3 separate regions of the Homo sapiens genome follow, and regions 1 and 3 are each linked to region 2. The links are chromatin loops, found by intact Hi-C in ENCODE. Cell type or tissue: endothelial cell of umbilical vein. All regions are shown on one strand. Region 1 overlaps MIA3 (MIA SH3 domain ER export factor 3). Region 2 has its middle 62 kb from the start of TLR5. Region 3 holds the start of FAM177B (family with sequence similarity 177 member B).

Region 1 (8,000 bases), 440 kb before region 2:
GGAAGTATCATACACTGCTGATGGGGATGTGAAGTGGTACAGCTATCTTGAAAAACAGCTTGTCAGTTTCTTAAGAAGGTAAACCTACACTGGTCATATGATCCAGCCATTCTTCTCCTAAACATTTACCTGAGACACATTTACCCAAGTGAAAATAAATTATACATGCATAGAAAGACTTGTAGGTCAATGTTTTTGACAGTTTATTTTTTCTGCCCAGCTGGCACATTTACTGGCATTAAATATAAGACCCTTCCCTTCCCTGGCACCAGGAAGCCATGCCCAAGGGGTATCCCTCTGCCCCATTTCTGCAACAGATTCTTCAGGTCTTAGCAGTAGCCTGAGCTGCCCCCAGGGCTCTGGGCTGCTGAATCGTCTGGCTCATCATTTCCATGACAGCATGGTGTGCTCCTGGAGAGCTGGTGGATTTTCTCTATCTGCTTGGTTAGGAAGTCTGTCTTCCTCTTCAAGAAGTCCTTGGCATCCTCGGCTATCTTATCTACATAGTACCCAGTTCCTACATCAATGAGCACATGTTCCACATCATGCAGCTTCTCAGGGACATATATTAAACTCGTCAGTGGGAGGAGTAATTCTCTTCCCTCATTGTTCTCGCTCAGCATGTTCAGACAGTCCTTGGCTTCTACATACTTGGTCTGTACCACTTTGAGCTGGGCAATGGAGGTGGACAAGAACTCCATTTCCTGGTCCAGCTGGTTCTTGAGCATTTCTAGCTGCGGCAGATTCATCTCTGTGATAGTCTTGGAAGTTTTATTTATAAAAGCCTAAAACTGGAAAAAATCAAATATCTATCTATAGATGACAGATAAACAGATTATGGCATACCCATACAATGAAATGCTACTCAGCAATTAAAAAAAGAACCATTATAGATATGTGCAGCAATGTGGGTGAATTTCAAATTATGCTGAATGAGAGAAGCCAGAGAAAATATAATCGTGCATTATTACATACATATAAAACTTTAGGAAATGCAAACTAATGTATTATGACAGACATTCTGCTTCAGGGGCAGGGAGGGATGAAAAGGGGCAGATTACCAAGGGAATAAGGAGACTTTGGGAGGTTCACTATGTTGGTTGTGATGATGGTTTCACAGGCGTATTCATATGCAAAACTGATCAAACTGTGCACTTTAAATACATATAACTTATTGAATGTCATATTTCCCTCAAAGCTGTAAAGAAAAAAAATCCTAACTTTCTTAGATAAAAGTAGTAGTCTCTACTTTTCTCTACCTTTTAAAAAAAATGTATTCTGACAGCATACCCTAGCAGTATATAAAATTATTTTCTTTTATAGCTTCACAGTATACTTTGTTGTATTTAATATGTCTTTCATTCATGGCCATTTTGGTTGTTTCTAGTCTTTTGTTATAAGTAATGCTGGAATAATATAGTTTTGTGCATATATTTTTTCAGCATTTGTTGTTATATCCCCAGTATCTTTGAGATAGATCTTTAGAAGTAGGATTGTTGAGTCAGTAGGTAAATACACAAGTTATTTCAGGAGACGTTGCCAAATCATAGGGGTTGTATGATTTTATATAAAGATCAGCATAGCATGAGAGTGCCTGCTTCCTCCACATTCTCTCACCTACAGAGTGTGTTGTCAAATGTTTGGATCTTGCCAAGATAAGTGAGAAATCATATTTCATTGTAGGTTCATTTTGTATTTCTTGTATCATGAGTGAGGCAGAGCATGTTTCCATATGTTTTTAAATTATTTGCATTTCTTTTCCTGGGATCTGTTCATTACCTCAGCCCATTTTTCTATAGGTTTGCTAGCGGCTATCTTCTTATTTGTAAAGCACTTTATATTTTAGGAATATTAATCCTTCATAATATGTTACAAATATTTTTTCTTAGGTTACCATTGCCAAAGTTTGATTATTTTGCAATTTTTTTGGATGGGGTTGGGCAAGTTTTTTTGGTTTTCCAGTAATCAAATTTACGAATATTTTCCTTTGTTGCTTTTGGATTTTGATACATAATTAGGAAGGTCTTGCCCACTCACATAATACATAGAGACAGTCACTCAATTTTTTCAACTTGTTTGTTTTCATTTTTTACATTCAGGTTTCTGATTAACTTGGAATTTATGAACAATGAGAAAAAGATCCAGTTTTATCATTTTCCATATTGTTATCTAGATATGTAATACCACTTATTAAAAAGTCTGTTAACCAGCTGCCTTGCTGTATCGCAAATTTCCAGTGCAGTTGGGTCTATTTCTGGATTTTTTATTCTGCCCCGTGGTCGGTCTGCATCCTTGGGCCAGTACCATACTGTTATTACAGATCCTGCCCTCCTCTTGTACCACACCCTTCACTGCTCTTCTTTCTCAGGGTTTTCCTGCTTGTTCTTGCTTGATTGTTCCTCTGAGTTGACTTTATATTCAACTCGAAGAGAGACCTTTAAAGGTCTAAAAATGGTATTTTTTATCTACAGATACCATTTTTTCCCCACAGATTAAATGTCCCCGGTTTCTTCAACTTTTGGAACGTGATTTCCATACTATTCATTATCCTTGTCCTTTTCCACAAGTCATATAACCTTAAGATGTGGCCGGACACTTGTAGTCCCAGCTTCTTAGATGGCTTGAGCCCCGGAGTTCGAGTCCAGCCTGGGCAACATAGGGAGACTCCCTCCCCTTCCCCGCAGCCACCATCTAAAAAAAAAAGTGGGACCCATAACTCAACCCATGTGCATGGGGGTGACACGATGACATGACTCCTGGGTAAGACTTTTTAATAGAGTGTCGGCAAGAATGTGAGACAGCGAGCGCAATGGAGGTCTGGAGGCGGAACAGTAAGCAGAGGACTGAGTGGGCAAGGAAGAAAGGCCGCGCACTGCAGTGGCGCCCCATCTGAGCGGTGGTCCTTCCACGCTGTGACAGGAAGGGCCAGCTCCGGGCCGGCACGAGAGACCTGCTTTTCTCCTTTTCCCCAGCTGCCGCCCACAATCCTCCTCCAGGTAAATCCCTGGCCTCATTACTCTGGGGCTCTTTAAGTCGCCGGTTCCTGGCGAAAGCGCCAGTCACTTCCGCCTCTTTTTACTGGGATTCTTCCGCTCTAGCCCTATTCGCTCTTCTCTCCCGTCCCCTCGATAGTTGGTTCCGTCCGCTCTGGCCCCGCCCTCGCCGGCCGGCTCCTTTGGTGCCTTGAGGTGCGCCAGGGGCAGTGGCTGATGACGTGTTTTATAGGCGGCATAAAGCGAAAGTGCAGGCAGCTGTGGAAGGCGAAGTTCAATCCCAGAGTCCGCCCCCTGAATTGGGGCCTTTCCGGAGGAGGAAGCTCTGAAAAACAGGGGGCCCAGTGCCATTCCGCAGGGAATTGTCGCTTGCGTTCAGCTGTTCTACACAATGGACTCAGTACCTGCCACTGTGCCTTCTATCGCCGCTACCCCGGGGGACCCGGAACTTGTGGGACCCTTGTCTGTGCTCTACGCAGCCTTCATAGCCAAGCTGCTGGAGGTGACAGTCCCGATTCCCGGGGAGGGACCCAAGCTGTCACAGGCGGGTGGATGAGTTCTAAGCAGAGTGGGTGCACTGATTGTCTGTGCAAAGGAGAAATGGAGTGTGTCAGATCCGAGGAAAGCAAGACGTTTCTATGCTGTTTAGGGAGGCAGGTGGGAGTGTGTTTGAGAAGGTTTCGTCACTCTTTTTTTTTTTTTTATTGAGTACTTACGAAGTGACAGCACTTTATGTTCTGGTGTGAAGTCATGATCAAAACACAGAGAACCTACAGGTCTTTTCTGCATAACCCCCGGCTCTGTTGTGGGATGGGACCAGTGTGATAGTGTACTTGTAAAGGGCTGTGGAAACAGCATAGAGCAGACAGGTGTTTAATGCACTGTTTTCAAGGAAACATTTAGAATTAAGGCACTAAATTCAAAGCGGTTTATCTAGATCAGTTATCAGGAGCTATCCGAACTTAGTCAGCATTTGTTCTTTGTTTATGTAAGTCGATTTAAGATTTTAAATCTTAGAGGAATAAAACGTTATTTGTGATATTCATTATCATCATATTGGTTTTATTTGCAGCCATAAAAAGTTAGTTACTTGTATATAAAAGGTTTTTTGTCTTATGTGGTTTTTTAAGCAATAAAAACCAATTTATTCAAGACAAAAGTATGATGCAGAGAGATTCCAGCCATGTTTTAGATAACATATTGTATCAGGGCCTATTGAAACTAGAAATATATGCCCAACCTAAAGACATTTAGAGTCATAGTACTTCAAAACACCACAGGCCAAACAATAAGTATGAGACTCCCAGTATCCTGTTTTTCTTAAAGCAGTGAGAGCTACTGAAGATTTTTGAGGGGATAGGTATCTGATAGAGTTGGTTTAGAATTTCTGTGAATGAGTCTTTGTGACTGCTTTATGGTAAGCTTCTTTAAGGTTTCTCATTATTTCTAACATTATTTCTAACATTCAGCTAGTTGCTACATTGCCTGATGATGTTCAGCCTGGGCCTGATTTTTATGGACTGCCATGGAAACCTGTATTTATCACTGCCTTCTTGGGAATTGCTTCGTTTGCCATTTTCTTATGGAGAACTGTCCTTGTTGTGAGTAAATTAATGCATACTTTAACTCATAAATTCAAGTATGGTTTTATAATCACAGTCCTTTTGTTTCTTTTTCAGTTTCTAATATGAACAGAAATTAATGCTTTTAATTCAAGCTAACCTTGTAAAATAATTTAGTATAATTTTTGTGTTGGTAAATTCTTAAGTGAATAAGACAACATGTATAATCTCAGTGGGAAAACTTCAGTTTATATGTCTCATATCAAAGTCTAAATTTTAAGAATTAGGTGGGTCTGTATTTCAACTCACAAAGGATGAAAAGAAAGAATTAGATAGGTCATATGTACACTGTTAGTAGAACTAGGAATTCTTAGAGCCATCCTGAAAAATAGTTTCATGATGTGTATGATAAGCCTTAAAAATGGTTATATCCTTTTATATTGTATTAATGTCATGTCTAGTAATCGATCCTAAAGAAATAACCAGTCAGCCGGCACAGTGGCTCACACCTGTAATCCCAGCACTTTGAGAGTCCGAGGCAGGCGGATCACTTGAGGCCAGGAGTTCGAGACCAGCTTAGCCAACATGATGAAACCCCATCTCTTCTAAAAATACGAAAATTAGCCAGGTGTTGTGGCACATGCCTGTAATCCCAGCTACTCGGGATGCTGAGGCAGAGAATCGCTTGAACCTGGGAGGCGGAGGCTGCAGTGAGCTGAGATGTGCCACTGCACTCCAGCCTGGGTGACAGAGTGAGACTCCATCTCAAAAAAAAAAAAAAAGAAAGAAAGAAATAACCAATCATGCATTAAATATCTTACATGGCCGGGCGTGGTGGCTCACACCTGTAATACCAGCACTTTGGGAGGCGGAGGCGGGTGGATCACATAAGGCCAGGAGTTTGAGACCAGCCTGACCAACAAGACAAAACCCCATCTCTACTAAAAATACAAAACTTAGCCGGGGGTGGTGGCAGGAGCCTGTAATCCCAGCTACTTGGGAGGCTGAGGCAGGAGAATCGCTTGAACTGGGGAAGCAGATCATGCCACTGCACTCCAGCCTAGGCGACAAAGTGAGACTCTGTCTCAAAAAAAAGTTTTAAATATCTTACATGAGAGCATTCAGTAGAACAGTATTTATTAGAGTGAAAACTTTGACACAACCTACTGTGATTCACAGTGGGAAAATTGTTAAATTATTGTATGTTCATATAATGGGATATTAGGCTGCTTTATATAATTCAAAGACATAGGAGCACAACAAATACTCACAATTTAACATGAAGTAGAAAAAAAGTAGAAACCAAGACTTTAAGGTATAGATAAACTGTATATTACATAAACATACACACAGAAAATAAATGCTGCAAGGAAATACAATAAAATGATAAAAATTCTTATATCTAGGAGATGAGGTAAGTTTTCAGTTTTTAAAAAATGTGTATTTTCCAGATTTTCTGATTTCATCATGTACTATTTTACTCAGAAAATATCTTTTTATTTCGAAATGCAAATTATATCATGTGTAAAGACACACCGTTAATTTTTTTATCTTCTGTGCAGAATTTGCCTTTCAGACTTAAACATGTTTGTATAAGTGTGTATACTCATACTTGTACATCCTTATGATTATACTATATAGCATTCAGCTGCATAGTTATTTAACATAATTGGGAGAAGATTATTTGTGTAAATGAGCTTTGCAGATGAAAAGCTTTGTATTGAAACTTCACAGTTAAAATGGCCAAAATTATTGGATGCAAATCTTTCTAAAACTGAGTACTCTTTTTCTGATTTCATAATTATATCACATATATCATCATTAATAAATTTTCTCTCACAATTGATTGTAAAATTACTTAAAAAGAAGGGTCTTTTTTCCTGTGAGGCCTTCTCTAACCTCCTGGTGCTTTTCTTCAGATAAAAAGGGAGAATCAAAGGGTAAATGGAAGGGGAAAAGTTGAAAACATTTTACATTTCCCACTCTTGTTTCTCCTATTTGTTAATAAAAAAATTCTAACGCCTTTTTCGTTTTTCAGAAAGTTATATAGGCTCTGTGTCCTAACTGCTGTTCCTCAGCCTCAGCACTTGACTTTTGGAACCTTGGTCTCTGCTTGCCTGTTAGTTTGGGTGAAATGGAGCAGAGGAATTAGCAAGGCCATGACATTAGAGAGATAGTAATTTCTTTCCATGTTGGAATTTTCTGAATGCATATTCCTATAACAATGGTATTATAAGTGAGATTTAGATACTGGAATTATTATGTATACAGTATATTAATTATTGTATACAGTAATACAGTATATTATGTAAACAGTATATTTACTGAGCTTATGGATGATTTGTGGACTGGTGTTAGTATCTCATCAACATAACATTTGAAAGGGAAAATATGTTCTGGGTTGCAAAGAAATTTAGTAATATTCTTTTTACAATATTAGTTACTGCTTAGATTTTCTTGTCCTATAATTTAGTGCTGTCTTTGGGGGATGATTTGGGTGCCCTTTCAGGAAGATGATAGTTGTCATTTCTCTTGTTGCTTATGCATTTTCCTCTAGTAGTCTTCTCTTCCCTGTCAGGTTTATGAGCACTGTTTTTAGTGGTCTAGGAAAATCACATAATCTAGCTTAGTATTTATAGCATTATTTTTAAATTCAGCCAGTAGTCAACTTTGAGTAGGATTTCTGAGATGTTTTCTGGAGAGCAAAAGAGGTGTGTATCTTAGTACGAAGATCATACCTTTAATTATGTTTCCTCAGAGTCTTTTTGAGTAGTCGTTGTTTTTAGATTTCTTTCTGGCTATTTGGAGTTGTCAAATAAGTGACTTTGAGTAAATAAAACGTTAATATATTTATTACAAAAATATTAGCCATTTCTGTTATTCAAGTTAAGTGCTCATTTCGTAAGACTGGTGCTCATTTAGATATATAAACATATCTTTAGCTGTGCAAAGTAAGATATTTACCTCAGTGCTTTATCTGTCAGACCACAACATATCACTACTGGTTAAATTTGAAATGCTTTTTAACCTTTTTAAGTTTTTTCATCTTGAGGATTCATTATGCTAAACCAAAGTTTTATTAAATTCTCATTTGGTTACAATTCTGACAGTTGTATTAGAAACTATATACATCTATTAATAAAATGTTTGACATCAAATTTAATTTTATTTCTCTTTTCTAGGTGAAGGATAGAGTATATCAAGGTAAATCTTTAGGCTTTTTTGTTATTTGTACTAGTCCCTCTGTATTGGTGTTTGATATGGATTTTATATATAAGTAGTTTTAGTAACTTCTGATGTCTGACTGACTTATAGCTTCTGAAAACTTTACTGTTCCTAGGTTGCCAGGTTGTATGATAGAGTAAATGGTGATGCTACCAACTGAGATGGGAGATGAGGAGGAACGAATTGTGGGAGTAGGGAGAAGATCATTAATTTGGGGCAG
Region 2 (8,000 bases):
GCCCAACCCTGAGTGTGCAACCCGAGGGCAGCTGGGGATGAGTGTCGTGGCGCCCCTCGTGGCCATCTGTCGGTACCTGTGCCTCGCGCAGGGTCTGTGGCTCAAGTTGTGAATGGTGGGGCTGGGTGTGGCGAGGCCTCCGGCCTGGAGTCTAACTTCTGGGTTCTAGGCAAGGTTAAGGTCCTTCCCCATCACTCCACGCTATGAAGCTCTAATTCTTTCATTTAACTTCTCACTCATTGAACAACTATTACATAAAAGGCATTGCCTGCAGTAGAGGCTCTGAGACACCAAAATGAATCCAGCAGTCCTCCTTGGAGGCTACAGAGGCAGACAGGGAGAGCCACACAGGCACACAGTGAGGCCAGACACGAAGGCCAGGGAGCAGGGGAACAGAAGTGAGGCCGGCAGATCTCTGGGTCCAGGACCCTTGCCCTGGCCATGAGGTGGAGGGTGCAGCAGGCTTCAGCCCCAGAGGGCCACCTCGCGTCCCCAAGAGGCAGGGGTTGGCTAGGGCTCCAGGGGACCCTTTCTCTGGGGCCATATATGAGGGTGGGTTCTACTCGGTCCTGTGAGCACCCTTGGGCTGCCTGCTCTGCCTTGCCAGGCTCTGCCTGCCTTCCTGGTGCCACATGGGGCTGGGTGTGGGGAGCAGGGGAAGGAGAGCCACGTTCCCCTCCTGTCCCAGAGACTCTTAGAGAGATGAGGTAATGTCTGTAGCTGCCCTGGGGAGGGGATGGGACATGCACAGTGAGGCGACCATCCGACTCTCACTCCATGCTGCATAGGGACCCTGCACTCTGGGTTTCAATGCATTCCGTTACCCTCGTTTCCTCCTCCGGAAGCCGCCACAACATGCTAATCCTTCAGCAGAGCTGCAAGGGACAGAGAGGGAATGGAATCAATATTTATGAGGCCTTCAGGCCCGGCATGGTGGCTCACACCTGTAATTCAGGTGTGGCTCACACTTTGGGAGGCTGAGGGTGGATCGCCTGAGGTTGAGAGTTTGAGACCAGGCTGGCCAACACAGCGAAACCTTCTCTCTATTAAAAATACAAAAATTATCTGGGCGTGGTGGCAGGTGCCTGTAATCCCAGCTACTTGGGAGGCTGAGGCAGGAGAATTGCTTGAACCTGGGATGTGGAGGTTGCAGTGAGCCGAGATGGCGCCACTGCACTCCAGCCTGGGCAACAGAGCAAGACTGTCTCAAAAAAAAAAAAAAAATTATGAGGCCCTCAGGAAACCTGGGGGTCCATCCATCAACGCCAATCTGTGACCTCGTTCAGATGTTTCTCCAGCTCTGGCTGCTGGAACGTTTATTCCTCCATCAGGGCTTGGGCCATTCCAGGCTGGGGAGAAGAGGCCAGAGGGAGGAGGGAGGCCCCCAGCCAGGTTCCGGCTTGGGCAGTGCAGCCAGCAGAGGGGCTTAGGAGCAGCAGGCAGTGGAGTCCTGAGCAGAAGCAGGAGGGTTGCAGGGCTGTGCTGGCACCAGCCGTGGTACAACTGGGGCATGGATGATGACTGAAGATGGTCAGGTAGAGGAGAGTTGAAGCTTCTACCCTACATGTGTGCTCACTGTTCAGGAGACTCATCAGCGCTGCTTTACAGTGTGGTCGCTGGCTTTTCCCAAGAGAAAGAGGAAACTGCCAGGACTGCTAAAGGCTGGGCCCAGGACTGCTGCTCCTTCTATGGCTCGACACAGGGGGAAGGGGGACAGCCTCGCTTCTTGCTGGGGCTGATCACAGGGGAAGAGGGGTCCAAGGCCACCATTGGAGACCACGCATTCTACGTGAGGGCCACGGGTCCCCCTGTGTCTGCCTTTCCACGTGGGGAGGGGTACATAGCAGCTGTGAACCTCTCATCTGCTGCCCCAGGCTTTTGGATCCTGTCAATGCACAGACTCTGACAGACTCAAACATCTGCCTTCCAGCCTCGGCCATGTACTCTGGTGACTTCCCCAGAATGAGTGTGGCAGGTCGCCTTGATCCAAGTAGCTGCCAACTCACCCTTGCCCTCTTAAACAGCCCCTTTGTGGACAGTGGTCAGTGACAGAGACATGGGTGACCTGCTGAGTGGGAGGGGAAGGCTCCTCTCTGGAGGTTCAGAGGTGGAATTCAGACCCGCAGGCCAAAGTCTCAGAAGGCAGATTTTACGCCCACGCAGGAGTGAATAATAAACTCTTTAATACTGGAGTGGTCTGATTTCCAAAAGGGGGTGCCCTGTCCCTAGAAGTGTTCACACAGAGGCCGGATCATCCCTGCCGGGAGAATGAGAATGAATTCCTACACTCGTGGAGAGGCTGGACTCTTTAAACTTCCAAGATTCCTCACGCTTTTAATCATCCTTCATTCTAATTATCCAGACCCTATTTGGTGACAATTATCATTTGCAAGTCCCAGCAATCCTCATTTTGGGGGCCAATCCCTAGTTGCTTGTGTAAGTAAGCATTGTTGAGAAAAGGGTCCAACAGCTGGAATCCAGGAAGGCCCTACCTACCTAGGCACCATGTTAATGCCCAGCTAGTCAGTTGGGTCCAAGCGGCTTTGAGTATTTCTATTTTAATATAACTGCATGAAATTCGCGCACCCGGGAAAGAGCTCGTGCGGGGTCACTGAGCACCTTCTTTTCTTGGCCCTGAGGTTGGGCTGGGGGTGGAAAGGACCCTCAGCTCAGAGCCCTCCGTGAGGCCCCCAGCATCTACTGCATCACAGATTGGACTGTCCCCAGCCACAGGACAGGGCTCAGGCCTCCCAGTTCTCCAAGAAGCGCATTCCCTGGGGTTGGCCCACAGGACCGGGCTTCTCCGTTCACCTTTTCTCTTGGATTCGTGCACCACCTTGGCTGTACTGAGAAGCAGTAGTGTGAGCAACCAGGTTTGAAGGCCACAGGCTCTGACCCCAATGCCCACCCTGTGCTGCTCCGGAGGAACTCTCTGGGGTCTCCTGCCCCTCAGGCTCCAATGCCGGCCCCAGCCTCACTCTGCCAGGGCCATGGATCCTGCCCTCACAGCCCTGGGGGGGAAGGACCAGTGCCCAGGCAAAGCTCCATGCCTGGCTCACACAGGCCCACAGGAGAGGGAGGAAAAGTCTCCCTCATGAGTAGCCAGGGTCAGGGTCCAATGAGGGCCCTTAACATGTAAAAGATGTAGCTTGAGCTCAATCAGCTTTAACCTTGTCTTTCCATTACCTCATAAAGTAGCATGGAACTCTTGACAAAAGTAGCAAAGCTCTGAGGAGATGTGCGCTTACTGGCTTTCTAGCATATTCCAAAGTTCTCTCTGCCTCCAGGTGTGTTGCTGCTGCAGGGCTGCAGGTAGGCATGGGCCGGGCTGCAACTTGGGGCTCTTCTGAGGACCTGGGACTCTCCCCGGGAAGGGCGGCCGTGCAGCTGTTTCTAGATCAGCGAGGATTTCACCACAGGACTCCCATTCTGTGATCGTGCTTCCAGGCTGACCTGTGGCACGTGTGTGCAGGGTGTCGTGCATGTGTATTGTGCGTGTGGTGGGTGTCCACTGTGTAGTGTGTGTACACATAGTATGTGTGGTGTGTGTATACTGTGGTTTCTCCCCTGAGGCCGGCGCCTCCGGGTGTGGTGTTGGCGCTGTGTCTAGGGTTTCTAGAAGGGGAGGAATGAGGGAAAGAGGCCCCTCCGGGCACTGGGACAGGCTCAAGGGGAACAGCCCCGAGCTGGGTGTTGGCTGAGTGTGAATTCCAGCAGCCAGGCTCACAGACCCGTGTCACCTCTGACGTCAAGTGGCAGGGACACGCTAAAAGCCTTTGAGTCTATTGATTGAGAAGGCTCCAGAAGGTTTTGGAGCGCTGGAAGAAGGCCAGGCCTGGAATTTACGCGTCGGCCTCTTGGTGTCTCCTCCCGCTGAAGGGAGTAAATCCAGGCAGGTCTGGGGCTGCCGGGCGGGCACCTGGGGCGGAGGAGCCTCGAGGCTGTGGTCCTGCAGCACCACCTGGGGGCGGCGAGAAGAGTAGCCGCAGAGGCTCGGGAGGACGCGCCCTCGGGTCCAGCCGCAGCCAGCACACCGGGAGGTGGTCAGGGGTCATCTCTTCTGCGCCGGCCCCAAAGTAGACTGTCCAGTTCCCTGGGAGATACTGCGAAATCTGCTTCATGTTTCCATTCGTAGACAGGAAAAAAAAAAGCCCGCCCCAAAAGCCTGAGCTTCCATTAGGATTACCTTGCCTGGGGTCCCAGAGTGACCATAAAACACCATTTCCCACCCTCCCTGCCCCATTGGTTTGTCAGAATACTGCTTCCACTAAGAGGTACCATCGTTTAAGATTCTTAGAATATTCTACCTAAAAGGCCTGAATATTCTCATATTCATGTGTGGCCTTAGAATGAATATCCAGCCTGAAAGGAGATGGTGAAGTATGCCTGCCTCATAGGGAAACTGAGGCTCAGCAAGGCTCCGTGGAAGAGGGGAAACCTTACCCTCTGAGTGCTCCATAATGGAGTCTATGGAATAAACTGACAGCAGGCGGATTAGCAGGAGGAAGGGTGACCACATTTATTATGCACATGGATGCATCATGGGAAAGAAAAGTGAATATCTCCAAACCAATGAGAGACCTAGAAGCTTATGCGCCTGACTCACCGCGGAGGCAGGAGAGGGGATGGAGGTGCCATGGGGAGAATGAATGATTTGGGGAAAGATGAATGGGCCCTTGGGAGAATATGGGTAGCCTATGACAAAGTTGGCCTGGGCATGGCATCAACCTTCAGTCCCCTCTGCTGTGATGCGAGTCTCCCCTGGCTCATGAATTTCCTGGGGAGGGGGATTCATGATAATTGAGGTCCCTTTGGAGGGTCCGTCTTTAGGCAGACAAAGGCAGCTCAGAGCAAGCCTCCGCCTGCATCCTGTGCTGCCCAGTGCCTTCGGTTCAAGGTAGCTGGCATACCGTGTTTGGGTGGCACTTCCCGAACTCCTTCAGCCCAGTCCCTTGACTTTAAGCCCAGTGCTCTTTCCACTGCTGTCCACGGTGTGTGGCCCTCCCCCCGTGCAGGTGTGTGACTGGGCACCCGCAGAGGGACACCAGGCCACAGGGAAAACAGAGAGAGGCAGACCCAGATAATGCCAAGATGTGCACAGAGCTGAGTGCTGTAGAAGGAGCTGCAGGCATGGGATGGAGGGTGTGACACCAAGTGGTACCACCCACAGGACACATCTGCTGCGAAGATACTCAGACTGAAGTCTGGGTCCCAGAGAAATGACTCTTTATAGCACCTGGAAAGGCTACCCTGCTGCCTGCAGTCTCTGTGGAACAAAGAAGAAATGAATATTGCAATGCATGTCACACGTAAATTCAGCATCTAGCCCTGTTTGTACTTGACCTGGCCTGGCCACCTTGTTACCTTATGCTCCTCATCACAAACTCCTCCCCAGAGCCAGGCTGCTGGCCTCCCTGAATATCCTGCTTTCGCGCCTTTGCTTTTGCTGCTTCCCCTTCCCGGAGCACCTGCCATGCCCCCCTCACACCTTAGCATGTGAGTCGAAGCTTCCTGTACACAGCCAGGGGCTCCTGGAGGGGTGTGTTAGCTTCCTACAGCAGCTGTAACAAAGTCTTACAGACCGGGAGGCTTACACAGCAGAAACCTGTGGCCTCACAATTCTGGAGGCTGCAAGTCCGAGATCTAGATGTTGGCAGGTTGATTCGTTTTGTGGGCTGTGAGGGAGAATCTGTTGCAGGCCCCTCTGCTTGGCTGGTAGTCGACCATCTTCATGTGTCTTCATGCATCATTCTGTGTGTGTGGCTGTCTCCACGTTTCTCTTTTTTATAAGGACACTATTCATTTTGGATGAGTAATGGCCTCATTTTAACTTGATTACCTTTCTAAAGCCTTATCTTCAAATGAGGTGCTATTCTAAGGAACATGGGACGTCAGCAAATGACTTTTGTAGTAGACACAATTCCACCCACAATACCTGGTTCTGGCCTGGCCAGCCACTGCTGAACCGATGGAATGCTAAAGGGAATGGGATTTCGAAGTGAAAGATGGCTTGGAAGTTTGGAGAACATGAGGAGGAGGTCTCGGGGGTGTTGGGGGTGGATGAGCCCATTGCTGTGGGAGCAGAGAGGTCAGAGCATGTAGTGGAAAGGGGTTTGGGGTAAGCTTTTGCTGTTTCGGTTGTGAGAAAAACTTTCTTCCATCTCCTTGGGAAAGCGTTAGCAAGGAGTACATTACTAATCCTTAGACTGGAGTGAGATATGTGTTGGGTCAGGGGCAACGTGAGGACGTCCGGCACTACGGAAGGGCCAGGGGGAGCCCCAGTGGATCTAAATCTTTCTTACCCTTCCAGGACTAACTCACGTCCTTCTTCCTGGCACGTCTGAGCTTGCGTTATTCTGGCAGAAAACAAACTAAATTACAGTAAATATATCACACACATTATTTCCAGCGCCACTTCATTAGCCGGTGCTGTTTTGTAGGGCTAATTAACTGTGGCGCGTATGTTTGTCTTCTCCAGTTGATGCTGGTGCACGTGTATAGTCTGAGGTTTGTTTTTCCCCAGCCTCACCCCCATGGTGCCTAATACACCACATCGTGCACAGCAGGCGCTTGGAGCACGCCTGTAAACTGAAGGCTGCTTGGGATGCCCATCACGTTCCCTTATGCCAGCCTTAGCACAGCGTCGGGGTCGCCCACACCCAAGGCTCCCCCTGTACCTGTGGAAGGGCTAGAATGGAGACAAAAGGCGTGCCCCATACATTGTACTTCCTCAGTTTTGGAGAGGCTCACCCTAAGGTCCTCTGCAGATATTCCCGTTCTCAACAACGTTGGCCACACCCCTGGAGGCTTTGGAAGTTACTAGAAGGGCCCGAGTTTGACAAGGCCTTCTGCTGCTCTCTCTGACCTTAGGCCCTCAGGAAAGAAGGCGGAGGCATTTGGCACTGTAGTGGATGGAAACCAGGCTGCTCCGAGTGGCTGTTTTCTTTCGACGCCAAAGAAATGGAATTTGCCTGAGAGTCTCAGAGCGTCTCTTCCCACTTAATAAATTCTGTTTGAAATGGATGATAATGGCTTCAGGGACAATGTGTTCGAGATGGATTGTAACGGGAGATTAGGGAACAACAGGTTCACAACCCCCAGACCTGACGCTGCAGGCTTTTAGTCAGGGCCCTTCTGGGAGGACAAGCAGCTGGTCTAGGTGGAGGGAGAATTTGGAAAGAATCCAGGGCTGGAGCAGGGCCACATCATGAACTGAGGATGCAGAGGAGATCTGAGGCCAGAAGATGTTTCAAAGGTAGGGAAGGGCAGTGGGGAGAGTGCTGGGGAGGGGCCTCTTTGAGGCTGTTCCAGGAGATCAGCTCTTGCCAGGAGCTGGACTTTGAACTTGGGTCCCGTGATTATAAAATCCAGTGGGCCAGAAACCAATGATAATGATTATGGCCCCTTGCTACATTGGGATTTGGTGCTGCTGAATGCTCTGGCCTCAGAGGACCCCGTGACTTTGGGGTGCTGTCAAAGAAAAAATTATTCGTGATACTTGTTATAGATGGTAAGGCAGACTCTATTCACTGGGGGAATCACAGTAGCTCTCGGGACCACTGCAGTGGGGTCTTGCAGTGGGGAGAGAGACTGAACTCAACTGAGTCCAACAGGGACAAGTGAGGATTCATAGCCCAGGAGCAGAGTGGGTGTCCGTGGATGGAAAATTACTAAGAGGAGGCATTTTTGCTAGACTGACAACAGAATTCTTGCTGCAGGCAGGCCAGGCTGAGAAGATACCCAGGGTGATTAGATTCCAAGGGTGGGGAATTGTTGCTAAACTGACAATAGGATTCTTGCTCAAACTGGATTCTACAAAGACAGAGCGTGAAGCCCAAAGTCATACCTAGTTGAGCAGAGGACTCAGAGGAGCCTAAAGGTTTGGTCAAACGCAAGAGTCTTTGTCAGTGCCCGTATTCAAACCAGGTCAGGGGGAGCCCTGCTGTTGGCTTGCTGGGAGAGAGAACCAGCCCCCGACACACTCACATCATTGGGAATGT
Region 3 (8,000 bases), 340 kb before region 2:
TCATTTATCTTTTCTGGTGGAGAATAAAAAGTCACTTATAGTTAAAGATCAGAAAATTATCACACCAAATCCATTACATATGTTAGAATCAATAATTTACTCAAAAATCAGCTTTTATAGGTATGTTGGCACCTTATCCAAGAACTTATCCCTGTTCCAGTACCCCTGTGCTTCATTCAGTATCAGTAACCCTGCAATGATTTTTACAAATATCTTTTTCTAGTGGGTTTTTTACTTAGAGGAAAGAACTTTGTAATAGCTCTTAATGTTTATATATAAGAGAAGACAGAATGGAAAATGTTTTTTGAAGTCAAATATTGCATGATGTAAAGAAAAAACTTTAAACTTAAATGAGTAGGTTGTCCTGAATTACACTGGTAACTCTCTACTTCTTTATTAAAGAAGTTATAGTAAGATGCCTTTGTTACCTGATTTCAGTGTACATTGTTTTTATGTGGTTTTCTGATAATGTCCTGTCAGAATTGTATTGGTTTAGGCCAAAGGCCATAGCAAAAACATAGAGAACAAATATGATCTTAAAAATAGATTGTAACATTTTAAACAATTAGTTTAGTAATTTGGGAAATAGTGGATGCATAATACTTTAACAGAAGTCACACATCTGTAGGTTTATCTTTTGATTATTCTCCTGAGGCATTAGATAGTTTTTCTATTATAAGTGACAGATTGACTCACTTAATATAAATAAGTAGCATACACTAAAAGCTTACTATGTGCCAGATACTGTGCTGGACACTTACATAGATAAGCCATTGAATCCACACAGCAGCCCTGTAAGAAATAAGTAAAATCTGCATAAAGTGTTGAAATAGGAATATACATTTCATTATGAAAAATGAATAGATTATGCCTATCTGAATCAATATTGCATTCAAATAAGTGATTACTTAAATCATATATCATAGTTTACACTCCTTAAAAAAAGGTACATAAATTCAGTGAGGTTTTTTTCTTAACATACAGAAGTACTAAATACTGCTTGCAGTATAATATTGATATTGGAAGCTGCAGTTTCCAGAATAAGTGGAGTAATAACTAAACAGACATTTAATTTTATTTCAATATCTATGGAAAAAACACTTATTAAATCTCCCTGTATTTTATGTTGTCTTTATTACAGAATCACTTGTCTGTTTGTTGTGTGCCACTTACTGACAAAACTTTAAACAGTACTTGATGCCAGCTCTCTACTCTGTGGCTGTGGGACCTGTTTCTTTTAGGTACTTGTGCTTATTAATCTACTTACTAAATTTTCACATTGACATTTTTGGGGATGATACTACCATATACGAAATGGAAAATGTAATATGCTCAGTGCTTCTGTAAAATGCAGCAATACTGGTATTACTTTACATCAGTAGGCATCTTTGACATGAGCATATAAATATTTTGTTGACTCAGCAAAGGTGACACTTTGTGACTAAAGTATCCCATTATATATAATGTTTTTTGAAATGTTGGAAATTTTGGGGAATTATCAAATGTATAGAAGTTGCATGAAGGTTATAGAGAGGTGTAACTGTTTGTTAACTATTACATGGATTTCATACTAGGCAGTGACAACTAACATGTTACTTCAACTAAAAGTGTATAATGGGTTGTCTTTTTATTTATGAAAATAAAAGTAATTTTACTTACAATTTCATTGAGATCTTTTGTTTTTCGACAAATATTTTTATACTTACTAAGCCAGTAGCAGTTAAAACAGTGCAAAATTATTCTTCACAGTAATGTTTTAAAATGACAGATAACCAGGCATGGTGGCTTACGCCTATAATCCTAGCATTTTAGGAGGCTTGGGCAGGAAGATTGCTTGAGCCCAGGAGTTGAGACCAGCCTGGACAACGTGGTGAAACCCTGTCTCTGTAAAAAATAAAAAATTAGCTGGGTATGGTGGCACGTGCAGTGAACCACAGTCATGCCACTGCACTCCAGCCTGGGCGACACAGTGAGGCCCTGTCTCAAAAAAAATAAAATGACAAACATTTGCATCAATTGTTTTATGCTTCATGGGTTCATTAAATATTCAACGCTCCTTGTTCAGTTTCTACTTATGTTTATTGGCACCTATCACTTCTTAATCTCAAAGGATTTTGATTGGCCTGTTTATGTCTCGTGCTTAGTAATAGCCAACATGATACAGTATTTGTACTATGGTACGCTAAGCTAAAGAGTGTATCATTATCGCTGTACAATAATCTGTAGAAAACTCTATTCCTTGCAAACTTGAGGCAGCACTTTTAGCGTTGTATAAATGCATGCAGAAATAATACCATATTCAGAATTCTTTCAGAATTAGAGTACTCATGCTTTAGAAAATACTGGGTTTCTTATCTCTTAATGTGTGTAAAATAAACTTGGAATGTCACTTTGGGTTACCATAAGTTTGTATCTAAAGATTTTATTTGACATTTGAATAATTTGCTTAAAATTTAAATATTTAAGAATGTTATAGTAATAAAGGGATCAAAATAGTTAATCTGGAAGGGGAGTTGACAAATTATAAAACAGAAAACTATATTTGATTGTGCATATCCAAAAAGCCAGAGCTATCACTTCAGCAATTTAATGTATCTAATGCCTGTGATTTGCTTGAGGTCGGTAGAAGCTTATATAGTCACTTTCAGAGCACTCCCCTGAGAAAATGTCAAGACTTGAATTTGCTTCTCTAATGCAGAGCTTCTCAAGTAGTTTGTCTCAAGCTATTGATCGAAGCCTTCTGGGTGTCTAGCTGGGCAGCACTTAAGGTGGCTGGAGCTCCCAGGCTGGTCGCCTCCAGAATTCCAAACAACTAATTTTCTCTATCTGCCATGATGTAAAAAATGCTGTGAAACACCACAGTGGGACAGGCATGGACAGGCATGCAGGCAGTGGGGTGCATGTATGTGGTTTAATACTGAAAATAAGGATACAAAAATCCTGCCAGGTGATGCTCCTGTAATTCTCAAGGAGCGGCAGTGATTTGTTATTTCACATTTTTCCTCACTCTATCCTTGCCCCTGACACACACACTGCAAGTCACTGATTGGAGCAGGCCAGTTCCTTCAGGTGAAGGGGCCTAGAGAAATGTCGGTGAATACCCAGTGAATACCACGCTGTGAAACTCTGCATCTGAGGCACGCAGTGGGGCTTTGGTTCTCTCCTCTCACCAGGGGTTTGACCTTTCAACCACCTCAGAAAAAAGGAAAGGTGGAAGCAGGAAGGGGGACCAGCAGCTCCAGGCAAGCAATGCTAATTAGCTCCAGCGTAATGACCCAACATCAGTTCTTAGCTGAATTTTAACAGTCCATTTGAAAACATTTTCTAGATAAATGAAAATGGAAAGAGCTCTAGAAAATGTTTAAGTGTTACATACTTAAAATAGTATATTTACTTATTGAAGTTAAATGCCAAGATGTAGAACTAGTGTGTTATTTTCTTGGTACAGATTACAATGCTGTGTTTCAGTGAAGGAGCTAATTGAAATGATTAGTAGATAGATGTAATCAGAAAAATATTAAATGAAGATAGTAATTTCTAAAGCAGGAAATAAAGACAGTTACAAGTCTGTTCTTATTTTTCCAATCTGTTATATAACTCCTCCCACCCATTAACCTTAACTAAATGTATGATTCATTTGTTAAACAAATACTGAGTTCCAGCTACGTGTAAGGCATCATAGGGGCAGAAGATACAGCAGTGAACATAACAGGTAAAACCCTCCCCCTCTGCCAAGGGGCAGGACAGGGAGGAAAGGGAAGACAGAGACAGGTGGAATATGGAGTGTTCAGTGTTGGTAAGTGCTAAGGAGAAAAAATGAAACAGGAGGTAAGATGCAGAGGGTGGTGGTGAAGGCAATGGGAGGTTGCCTTGAAAGCGGAGCTCAGTGTAGTCTCCATTTGAGTTAAAGACTGGAAATGAGCAAGGAAACAGTCTAAGGAAAGAAAGACTAATAGAGCAGCCAGCAGAGAGCTCTCTGCAGAGAGAGAGGGCGGACCTGTGTGGTCAGGGAATTGCAGGAAGAAGGCCCGTGGGGTTAGAGTGATGTCAGTGGTGGGAGAGTAGTACAAGATGGCGTCAGAAAGCTCGTAGGGGTTAGGTATACAGCCTTGTAGGCCATTATGAGGAGTTTGGCTTTTACTCTAGGTGAGACGGGAACCCACTGGAGAGTTTTAAGCAAAGACATGACATGGTCTCACTTAGGATTTAACAATTCTGGCTCCTTTTCGAGCGTAGACTGGAGGGGGCCAATTAGGAGGCTGCTGCAATAATCTAGGTGAGAGACGACGGCAAGGGTGAGAGATGATAGACCAGGGTGGTAGCAGTGGAGTAATGAAAAGTATGATTCCAGAAATATCCAAGACAATTTCCTGGCAGATTTGATGTGAGGTGTGATTAAAGAAGAACCAAGAATGACTTTAGTGTTGTTGGCCTGAGCAACTGGAAGAACAGAGTTGCCATTTATTGAGATGAGAAGGCTGCCAGAAGAGTAGAGGTAAATGTGTGAGTATGTGTGTGTTGGGGGGATGGAGGGAGAGTTGCACTGAAAGCATGAGCAAAGATTTAGACAAATTAGGATTGAGATGTCCATTAGACAACTAAGAAGAGATGTCAAGCAGGTAGTTGGATCTGTGAGACTCAGGGAAAAAGTCTGACCTGGAGAATATAAATGTTACAATCATCTGTGTGTGGATAGTATTGAAAGCCACAGGGCCAAAGGAGATCATCAAGAAAGCAGATAGGAAAGAGAAGAGGTCCAATCACTGAGCCCTGGGGTAATACAATATTTAAAAGGTCAGAGAGATTATATGGCCTGTTAATTACATTATATACTTAGGAACTATCCTTCATAGTCTGTATTTGGGGTTTTTAAGAAACAAAAGGTAGAGGTGCTCCCAAGAATTAAACTGAGCCGGGCGCAGTGGCTCATGCCTGTAATCCCAGCACTTTGGGAGGCTGAGGCAGGAGGATCGCTTGAGTCCAGAAGTTCAAGACCAGCCTGGGCAATATAGGGAGACTCCGTCTCTACAAAAACTGCAAAAAAAAAAAAAAAAAGGCTGGGCGTGTGGCACGTGCCTGTGGGAGGTCGAGGTTGCACCACTGCACCACTCCAGCCTGGGCAAAAGCAAGACCGTGTCTCAAAAAAAAGAAAAAAAAAATTAAACCAAAGCCAAAAGAAGATCACTTACAAAATACCGACATCTAGGTGTGAAGCTGGCAATGTTCCCAAGGTTTTTGTAAATAAGTTGATTCCAAACTGTTCACTATTGAGACCCCTCTGTGTGACATGTACCGATTACAAAGATGAATTTTGCATAGCATATTCTAAAATGCCCATTAGGTGGCAGAAAAACATTCAGTAAACCAACTGTGAGCTAGCTAGTGCTCACTCTTGTGCTCATTCACGGTCTCTCTCTCCACTCCCCTCCAACCTCCCAAAGAGCCCTCTGAACTTAAAGATGTATATGGCTATTAATGCACAACACCATAATCATAAAGAACGAAGACTGGTATTTTCTTCAGAGAGCCAACAGATATCATCAGTCTGTAAGATAATAGAGGCAAGCCAGGTGTACAGGGGATGAGGGTGTGCGTATGTTTCATTTGGTTTGGAAATGTATGAATTTGGACAGTCTTAAGAGGAGTAAATTGACTATAATGAGACTATTAGGCCTTATTTTTAAACTTTTGATATTTAAGCTTTTTAGCTTGGGGCAGTGTGAAGAAGTGTTTAGAAAGTAGAAAGCAAGAAAGCCTCTTGGAAAAAAAATAGACAAGATGTCTTACAACTAGCCTGATGTTTAAGCTTTCTGCAATACACCAAATCCCTAAATCACAAGTCTCTGTTTCAGTTTCAAAGTTTCTTCTTTTCTCACTCTCTTTAGGGCACTGGTCCCCAAACTTGCCTGAACATTGGGATGACCTGGGCAGCTTCAAAATATACTAGTGCCTGAGTTCTACCCACAGAGATTGTGATTTAAGTGGTCTTAGGTGTGGCCTGTCTTTGAAATTATTTAAAAGACCCCCAGATGATTCTCATAACAAAATAATTTTGAGAGCCACTGGGCTTAGCTAATATTGGATGTATAAATATAGACCTTCCCACAACTCAAACATGTTCCACCCTGTAAGACACGCAAGAGAACACTTCCACGTCAGCATATCCAAGTGCACTGTATGGCCTCAGCCTACAGAACCCTTAACTCTTAAATTTATCATCTATTGAACAATTTCTAACATCAAAATTTGTACTACTTTCAACACCAAACATCACTAATTAATGAAAGAAAAATACAGAGGAATTATGTAAGTTTCTTTTTGAAAATGTTTTATTTTGCTTGTTGTTGCAGAATGTGTTTTGTTTCCTATGGCACTGATAGTATTTATTTGTGCAATAGTATTATGCTTAACATATTGTTGGTCTTACATACCAAATTAAAATGGGTATTTTTTGCTGCTATTTAGCATCAGAAACTAAATGATAATACCTCTTCCTACTTCTTACTGAGGCTTTTCTGTGATACACCATTACTAAGTCAGGGGAAACCATGTGTACCATTCAGAGGTCCCCAAACAGGGCAGATACCACATCACCTTGCTGTGGATGACAAATGTAACCTTTGGCAGATCTTTTGCAACTCTGACCTTTGACAAAGGCATTAAACTCAGCACTGTAGCAATAAGATTTGGTGATTTATTTTTATATATATAAGCATATGCATATATGAATATATATGTGTGTATATTCAATCATGTTTGCATTGCCCATAAAATATTTTTAAAATTCGATCTTCTAGTCTTCATTTTAATGGATGACTGACAGTCCATTTGCATTTATTATGATTATTGACTTAACTTGGAATTAATGCTAATATTTTGTTTAGTGTTTCTTTTGATCATGATTTTTCCTTACTGTTTCCTCTCTCTTGCCTTCTTTCACAGTGTTTCTGTTCTTTTTTATTTTCTTCTGCTGGTTTTGAAGCTATACATTCTAATTCCATTATTTGTCTAGTTACCTTTCAATTGTTAATATGCATACTTCACAACGTATCTTATCCAGCCTATCCCAAAACAATACTTAGAATTCTGTCAGCTCATATTTTTTGTTATTATCTAATACTTAATACTGTTTTGTCTTTATACTGTCCCCACCAAAATAGTGTTTTTGGTTTTTGTTTTGTTTTGTTTCTTGAGACAGAGTCTCGCTCTGTCACCCAGGCTGGAGTGCAGTGGCACGATCTCAGCTCACTGCAAGCTCGGCCTCCCGGGTTCATGCCATTCTCCCGCCTCAGCCTCCCGAGTAGCTGGGACTACAGGCGCCCACCACTATGCCCAGCTAATTTTTTGTATATTTAGTAGGGACGGGGTTTCACCGTGTTAGCCAGGATGGTCTTGATCTCCTGACCTCGCGATCTGCCCGTCTCAGTCTCCCAAAGTGCAGGGATTACAGGTGTGAGCCACCGCGCCCGGGTTTGTTATCCTGTTTACTAATGTTTTTACTTATATTTATTGCATCTTACTTTTTGTTTTCTTTTTTTTTTTTTTTTTTTTTGAGACAGTCTTAATCTGTCACCCAGGCTGGAGGGCAGTGGTGCAATCTCAACTCACTGCAACCTCCACCTCCTGGGTTCAAGCGATCCTCCCACCTCAGACTCCTGAGTAGCTGCGACTACAGGCACATGCCACCAAGTCCGGCTAATTTTTTTGTATTTTTTTTAGTATAGACGGGTTTTCGCCATGTTGGCCAGGATGATATTGAACTCCTGGCCTCAAGTGATCCACCAGCCTTGCCCTCCCAAAGTGCTGGGATTATAGGCATGAGCCACCATGCCTGGGACATCTTACTTTTTCTTACCTCTGGGTTTAGTTTTCTTCTTCTTGACATAGAATTTCCTATTATTAATCTTTCAATAAAGATGCAGGAATGGTTAATGCTCAGTTTTTGTAGGTCTGAATATATCATTACATTACTCCCACTTATTGTTTAGCTGGATATTGAA

What was found. Hi-C counts contacts between places; a loop is a spot of excess contacts. Peaks named below come from ENCODE experiments on the same cell type or tissue, not always from the same donor. Only the 100,000 strongest peaks of a DNase experiment are listed, where the experiment ranks them.
Region 1: it touches region 2 in a loop (8-fold over the local background); 12 of 110 quality-filtered maps call a loop at or near these places.
Region 3: it touches region 2 in a loop (22-fold over the local background); 77 of 110 quality-filtered maps call a loop at or near these places.

Annotation. Positions count from the first base shown.
Region 1 is chr1:222,641,092-222,649,091 of GRCh38, forward strand. It overlaps MIA3 (MIA SH3 domain ER export factor 3), which reads left to right. Exons shown (of 28, transcript NM_198551.4): 7 at 4,463-4,594; 8 at 7,738-7,759. It also overlaps the pseudogene LOC107985098. Among named protein-coding and RNA genes, the nearest start is that of MIA3, 27 kb to the left of the region's middle. RefSeq lists enhancers at 2,212-3,089, 2,696-2,815, 2,886-3,495, 3,090-3,965, 3,566-3,645. In endothelial cell of umbilical vein, no CTCF peak of the experiment used is centred here; a DNase peak (open chromatin) is centred at 3,150; H3K4me3 peaks cover 1,479 bases; H3K27ac peaks cover 1,678 bases.
Region 2 is chr1:223,077,632-223,085,631 of GRCh38, forward strand. No RefSeq gene overlaps it. Among named protein-coding and RNA genes, the nearest start is that of TLR5, 62 kb to the right of the region's middle. RefSeq lists an enhancer at 982-1,495. In endothelial cell of umbilical vein, a CTCF peak has its summit at 3,943; a DNase peak (open chromatin) is centred at 3,760; H3K4me3 peaks cover 170 bases; H3K27me3 peaks cover 140 bases.
Region 3 is chr1:222,733,527-222,741,526 of GRCh38, forward strand. BROX (BRO1 domain and CAAX motif containing) reads left to right here. Exons shown (of 13, transcript NM_144695.4): 13 at 1-1,661. FAM177B (family with sequence similarity 177 member B) reads left to right here and starts at 3,676. Exons shown (of 6, transcript NM_001394345.1): 1 at 3,676-3,796; 2 at 4,378-4,495. RefSeq lists an enhancer at 2,918-3,459 and a silencer at 5,389-5,438. In endothelial cell of umbilical vein, no CTCF peak of the experiment used is centred here; no DNase peak of the experiment used is centred here.